Regions from separate parts of the Homo sapiens genome. Here region 1 is linked to region 2. The links are chromatin contacts, found by Hi-C in ENCODE. All regions are on one chromosome and are shown on one strand. The core of a region is the stretch at or near the end of the contact, and the rest is flanking DNA. Distances in the headings are between cores, read along the strand shown. Region 1 has its middle 190 kb from the start of PTGER4. Region 2 has its middle 120 kb from the start of LINC02104.

The links. A loop is a pair of places that touch in the nucleus more often than their neighbours do. Pooled maps may share reads with other maps.
Region 1: a loop to region 2 is called in a map with no recorded cell type, with 4 times the contacts of the local background. The contact joins two enhancer-like sites. A Hi-C loop is called at or near these places in 3 of 37 single-sample maps with no recorded cell type and 1 of 50 pooled maps.

Annotation. Positions count from the first base shown.
Region 1 is chr5:40,483,887-40,487,560 of GRCh38, reverse strand. No RefSeq gene overlaps it. Among named protein-coding and RNA genes, the nearest start is that of PTGER4, 190 kb to the left of the region's middle. RefSeq lists an enhancer at 756-815. Within about 2 kb of position 2,005, at least 5 of the 41 ENCODE cell types and tissues checked have a DNase peak (open chromatin) inside an H3K27ac peak, as active enhancers do.
Region 2 is chr5:39,637,453-39,641,195 of GRCh38, reverse strand. No RefSeq gene overlaps it. Among named protein-coding and RNA genes, the nearest start is that of LINC02104, 120 kb to the right of the region's middle. Within about 2 kb of position 2,200, at least 2 of the 41 ENCODE cell types and tissues checked have a DNase peak (open chromatin) inside an H3K27ac peak, as active enhancers do.

The DNA of each region.
Region 1 (3,674 bases), core at 756-3,255, 850 kb before region 2:
TCAGCTTACACATTCTAATAAGTAGAGGGACAGAAGAGATAAGAGAGCAGGTCTGAGGGTGTCAGGACCAAAGCCTCTTGGCTTGTAATGCAGCTGAAGACTAAATTTGAAGGAAGACTTTCTGTCTCCATTGTTCCTCCACACTACACTACCTAATCCTCAGACTCTTTCATCAGCCTTCCAATTTCCCTCTACATCACCCTTCAATTGGAATAGAATTTAGTCCTAGATTAAATGAGATATAATATATCAAGTAGTCCAAATCCTTCGTTTTACAGATGAGTAAAATGAAGCCCAGACTGGTTCATTTACACTCCCAGGATATGTAACTTCATGGCAGAAGAAAGAATAAGGATCTTTTGAACCTAGTTGCTTTAAATAAATGGTGACCTGAATTTCCTAACATCTCTGAATCACTGTCCATGTGACCACACATTCAGTTAGGCTCAAATAATACCAGGCAGGTAAAAATAGCAGTGTGGTTTGACCACTTCTCCATTTCCCTGGAGATAAGCTCACTATCACTCTTCTACTTTTGACAGCAGTGCTGTGGTTTTATATTCACTATTTTATCAGACTTCAGGTTTTAATGTAATTATGACTTGGGGCTACTTTAGAGAAAATTATGATAAAAGCATACATAAATGAGATCAGGGTGAGTCCAGAGAATGAGGAGAGAAGAGTGAGAGGCAGGAAATCCCCTGGAACTTTGCAGAGGTGCCAGGGAAGAAGTGAGAGCCATGTGGGATGTGATGCATTGGTGATGCCATGTCAAAGCCCTGGATTAGGACTCAGAAGACCTCATATACTTTGGGTGGTTTCATTTTTATGAACCTTGGTGAGTCTTTCCATATGGTTGGACCAGGTGATTTTAACTGTTACTTGTGGCTTTTCTGACTAAAGGGCTTTGTCTGAGAAAGAAGCACTTTTGAAGTGAGCTTTGTCACGTGAAGCTGTGGCAAAGATGATGTCATACAACTTTAGTTCCGGTTACATTGATCATTCACCCCAATCAGCTGACAGGCTGCGCAATGATTTTTGAATCTGCCATATAGCTCTCACCAGAATGTGGCAATCACAGGCACTGTGGACTGGGAGACGTCCTTTCAGATGTGAATGAGAAGATGCTGGAGGGTCCCCAAAGACAGAATAGAAAAATTCTTTGCTGAATTCAACCTACACCAGCTATAGGGGTTGAAAAATACAATTTAAAAATTAGTATATTCTAAATTTGGACTCAAGGGCAGATGGTTCATAATGAGCACAAATGTCCAAGTTTTCCCATCAGATGGTCATCAGAAGGACACCATGGGCTACTCAATAGGTATTTAGTGACTGTGCAGAAAGGGCAGTCATTTTAGAGAATACAAAGAAGATAGGGCTCCAAGGTAGTTAAAGCAATGGAAATAAGGCCAGCTCCCATAAATCACTTTTCAGAAATATCTCTCCAATGGGGAATGGGGGTGGGGTCAAAACAAGATACAGTGATAGAAATGGTTGGTAGATTAAATTTTGTAACCTGAATTTTTAAAGATAATAGGCATTTAAAATATTTCATCTCATTGTCAGCACAAGTTTCCAGAATTTTTGGCCAGAAAATACAATTGCTAAAAACATAAGATTATTTGTCCATGAAATTGATCATGTACTTAATAAATAGGCCTACGAGATATCAGAATGAGCCTATAATCTTTTGCCTCTTTGTTTTCCTTTGCTTGGCATTATGGTGAACTATATTTAGGAAGGCCAAACACGTTCTTCCTCAAACTTGGTTTCTCTTTGGCCAGACCCCATGTTCCCTTGTTCCTTCCGTTTCACTGGGGTGTGCTCAATGAAAAGTATTTCAATTTTAATTTTTATTAACCTCACAAATTATTTGCTGGTAAGATTAAAAAAGAAGACACATGAGCTGTGACACAGAAGAAATAGTGTTATTGGTGCTCAGTGGCTGAGGGTCAGATTTCAGTTCCTTATACTGGCTGTGTGACTTTGTACGAGTTCCTGAGTCTGTCTGGGTTTCAAATCCTCACAGAAAATGAGAATTGGAACGGGTGAACTTTAAGCCTCCGCAAACTCCAACATTTTATGTGTCTATGCATTCCAAAGTCCAATGTTAGTGATATTTAAACCCCTGGTACAGATTAGTCACACAGATGCAGCCTCCATTAGTGTTATCAATACTCATAGCTGACACTGATTGATTGCTTCCTTGGTGCCAGCTCTTTCTGAAATCGATTTCTGAAATCTTACTTATTTCTAAAATAGCTGTGTGTGACAGGTGTTATTATTGCTACTTTATAGATGATGAAACCGAGGCTAAGTGGGGCTAAGAAATAGTTACGTAAGTTATGAGGCTGATTTTGAAATTCAGGCTGTCTGACTCCAAAGCTTATGCTTAATCCAGATACCCTGAACAGTACAAAGTTGACGAATTTATGAATCAATGAGGAATATCTCTCAGAAACACAATTTTAAGGTGCAGAATATAACCCTGCACTAAACTTATTTCAACCAGGTATTTTTGTTCACTTAGATTATTTGTTTCTGGTTGAGAGAGCAGATGATTTATTTGGTCGTTCGAGGGGTCTGTATAAAAAAAATCATTTGTATCAACTTTGATAGTTGGTAAAGCCAGAGCATCTCAGTTTGGATGTCTACTTCCCGAGGAAACTGCAATCTCTCACATCCCAATTTGAGAAATACTAGTTCACAAGAGGTTTCTAGTGCCTCTTCAGAGAGATTCACACAGTTTTGGTGAATGTTGGGAGATAAAAACTATGTAAGGAACCATCACCATCCACACACACATGTCTAATTCTGTAGGGCAGGGTAGATGAAACCTGAGTTGGCTTGAAGGTTTATGATGTCAGTTCTCTGATCTGGGATGGTGGTTACTACTTCACTTTTGAGGAGTTGGGTGAACTCAAGAAAAGCGTTTTCGTTTTGTTGTTTCATCTTTCAATTAGGTGAACTTTAAAAAGGGAAGTTATTAGTTTTCTCCTGACTTTAAAATCCCCTGCCATAATCTGTCTTTTTTTCCTGTTTTGGTAAGCATTACAGTTTGTGGTATATATATTTTTTGATCTGTAGGATTTCTTCACTATATCTGAGGGGCTGCTCTATCAAGCAAAGCTTCTATATATCCATGTATTGCCAAGTAAAATTGGACCTCAGATATTCTTTCATAACATTGCAAAGACTTTACAAAAATTAAGCACAAATTACCAATCACAGCCTCCTGGTTTATACATAATTACTGTCCAGTATTTTATCACTAGCCTGATTTTTATCATTCCCTCCCATTACTATTATTATTTTATATAGTCAGTGTTCAAATTTTGGCACATATTTTTGTTCACTTAGATTATTTCCTCACATTCTCTGCTCACCAATCTTTCTTGTGTTTCAGATTTTTCTTTTGGATCATTTTCACTTCTTCCTGGAATATACTCTTTAATCAGTGACTCTTAGGTGAAAATATTCAGCTTTGTATTGAAAATTTTCAGTTTTTCTTGAAAATATCTTTATTCCGCTGTCATTCTTGAAGGATGGCTTGGCTGGCTATGTATTACCAGGCTGAGTTATCTTCTCTCAGAAGACTGAAAATATTCTTTCACAGTCTTCTGCTTTTCATTATTGCTGTTGAGAAGTCAACTCTCAATTTAGTTCTTATT
Region 2 (3,743 bases), core at 951-3,450:
TCCATTTGTGATACCAACAGAAATAGACAGCAGGATGTTGACCCATATGTTTTTAATGGCCTGCCCACTATGTGTAATTATTGGACTAAAGCATCAGGAAATTGAGAGCTTCTTCAGGGAAAAAATACCAACATTTGCATACCGAAGAAGATATTTATTAAAACTGGGAAAAACTAAGATATCAAGCAAACTGAGGAAGAAATCTCACAGAATCCATAGAAGGGATGGCTTGACCTTCTTTTAAAACCCTGTGGCTGGATAAATGTCTGCACAAGGAGAATGCAAAGGCCTTACTTCACATATTTTATCCCAATCCAGCCTAACCCTCTAGATGTCATGAAATAAGTTAATGCCACTGAGACACATGCTGAAGTAGACCAGTCTCTTCTTCGTCCTGCCTCTATCCCCAGTCACAAGGCTGACTGCTGAAAAGTCCCTGACCTATTCTAATGACTTAGAACTGAACCAAAACTTCTAGTGCTATGCAAATCAGAACAGATGTAGGGGCTTCTCCAGGTCCAGATGAATGTTAATTTCTAAAGTGAAGCCTCAACTGACTTTTTTTTTTTTTTTGAGGGAAAGTGGATGTTTCTGTTAGAATTCTGTTCTAAAGCAAGAAAATCTAAAATAATGATTTTTTAAAACTAGACACTGTTTTTTCTTTCACTTAAAAGAAGGCTTGAGCTTCACTAATCACCAGGGATGCTGGCTCCTGTCACCTTGCAACTCTGTCATCCTCAACATGTGGCTTTCTCCTCGTGGTCCAGTGTAGCTGCTGGAACTCCAGCCATCATGTCACATTTCAACCAATAGGAAGAAGGAGAAAAGAAAAGCACCCCACCCCCCTTCCAGAACACTTCTCTAAACTTATACATAACACTTCTCTTCAAATCCCACTGGCCAAAGTTTAGACACAGAACCATAACTAGCTGCAAAAGACCAGAAAATAAATATGTAATCCAGGTGGCCGGGATTGCAGTGGCAAATGAGAAGTTCGGATAAACATGAAGAAAGAGAACCTACATATTTAGTCACAACTAGGAGCTTCTGCCATAGAAAGCAAAAACAGTCTTCTGGGACATTCTCTCCATAGTACTGAGTCTTCTACTTGCCTCAGTTAGGAATCTCAAAAGGACAGCTGAGCTTGGAGCCCTGCAACATGCTCTTTGGAATAAAGCTGCCATGACTCATTCTGTACCCAACCGGTATCCTCAACAACGGCCAGTATGAATCTAGGCTTGACTTTATGACAAATAGAATAACATGAGAACCTCAATTATTTAAAATATTTTATAAAAACCTTAAAATATGATTGATAGTGAGTCATTTTATTATCTCTGTACCTGGAATAGGAAGTGGACACATAAGCTTTTAACAGACACAAAACGGACTTCTTCCTGTTTATCTTTCCTTCTGTCTCTACATTCCTTTGCTTGATGAGTAAACAATCCCAGAATTTCAGGGATCACCAAAAACAGGGGTCAATAAACTGTAATCTGCTGTCCAATTTTGGCCTACTACTTGTTCTTGTAAATAAAGTTTTATTAGAACACAAACAAACCCATGCATGTACATATTCTCTGTGGCTGCCTTCACACTACAACAGCAAAACTGAACAGTTGTGACAGAGCCAATTTGACCCACAGAATCTAAAATGCTTACTATCTGACCCTTACAGAAAAAGTTCGCCAATCCCTAGCTTAGAATCCTAGAGCTGGAAACACTCTAGAAATGATCTAGTGCAAGGGTTCTCATCTTTTATCCCACCAGAAATATAGTACTTCCTTTTTTCTCCTAAAGCCTTTCACTTTAAAAGATTGTTTTGTAATTATTAACAAACTATATTTATTAACTAAATAATTTAATGCATATAATGACTTTCAATCAGAATAGTTCCTCAGCATGAGACAACTTGTGGGCCTACATTAAGCTGCTATTATTGTCATAAAAAGTAAAGAACATTTTATTTCAGACCATGTGTCCTAATAGAGGGAGGCATAACTGACCTCAATTAAGCTTTATTTAAAATGTAATAAAGTGTTCAGATTCTCCTTATGTCCTAAAGAAGTCAAAGAGGCTTGGGGACCCCAAATTGAGGTTCAGAATAGGTAATAAAACCAGCCTAGAGAGCTTCTTGCTTAATGTCACCAAGTAAGATTTAACAGTGATTAAGGCCCTGTCATTCTGACTCACCTTTCCATTTATTGCCTTCCCAGCTGCACAAATAAATGAGAAAACAGAAAATAATAAGTAAGCCTCCTACCACCTCACTAAAATATACATCAGTACACAACATGTATTTCTCAGAAAACCAAGGCCCTTGTGAAAAGATCAGGGTGGGTCCAAACCTGAGAAACTAACAAATCTGTTGGAAAGTCATTTAATCAGAATCAAATGTTCTATTTCTTACTTTAAATGTATCATGGAGTTGTTTTGTTGTTCATTTGTTTATGGAGAAATAGTGTACTAGCAAGATGAAAACAAGCATCCATCCATCCATGTATTGAGTTAAATCTTGGTTTAATTTACTAGAGATATGAATAAGTAAAAACCAACAAAGAAAGAGATTTTTTTCTCTTTAAATTTTCTGTTAACCATAATACTAAGAAATTCTAGTGAGCACCTAACTCAAGCTCCAAAAGAAGAAGACATCCAGTTATTCTCATTAGGGTCTTGGCCAAGTAAGGGAAGGGAGAGCTTGGAGAAGGAAGCAGGAGACATGGGTATTAGGAGCTCCAGAATTATGGAAAAATCATTTACTCTCCCATAAAATGACAAAGATAAATTATAATGCATTGTAGAATATGTTCATCCAGGAAACTCAGCTTCAACCAACAGCTGATTGAAAATATTTGAAAAAAAGTTTTAAAAACCACAACAATAAAAAATACAAATTTAAAAACAATACAGCATATCAAACATTTACATAGCGTTTATACTAGGTATTATAAGTGATTTAGAGATGATTTAAAGTATACAGGAGGATGTGCACAGGTTATATGCAAATACTACACCATTTTATATAAGGGATTTGAGCATCCTTGGATTTTGGTACCCATGGGGTTCTGGAACCAATCTCCCATGGATACTGAGGTATGACTGTACAGTGATATTTCTGCTAAATCATACTGCTAACTTCTCAAATTTCATCCAAGGAATCAAACTTATTTGATAACTATCTCTGTAATATATATACATGACTTTTGATAATATTATCATTATTTAATACTTATATTTTAAAGTAATTTATATACCTAGTACCTCAGTTTTATTTATGTATTAAATGCTTAACCAATTGTTTTCATACTTACCAGTGCTCAGCACTGTAAAAGGTGCTAAGGAAAAATTCTTCAAGATAAAATCGTCTCTGCCCTCAAGCAATTTGTAATCTATGAGTGGGTAGGTAATATTATTTCCCTCTGATAGATGAAGTAACAGAAACATGTGAGGGTACATGATTTCCATAGCCACACAAGTAGAATGAGGCAGACTTTAAGCTAGAAGTCCAAGCTTCTGGCTGCAGTTCACATCTTCTTATCACAAACTGAAATTGGGTTTGCTTAATATATTATTTCATAGCTTCCCTCCACCCACTATCATATGCAATGCAAAATAAAGATTATATTTAAGTCTAAAACAAAACTTTTACATACACTTGTTGAAATTAAAATTGCTTCAACACAGTACAATAATTGTGTAACTCAGACTAGAATAGGACTGGAACAAAAAATAGCAATTCCCTG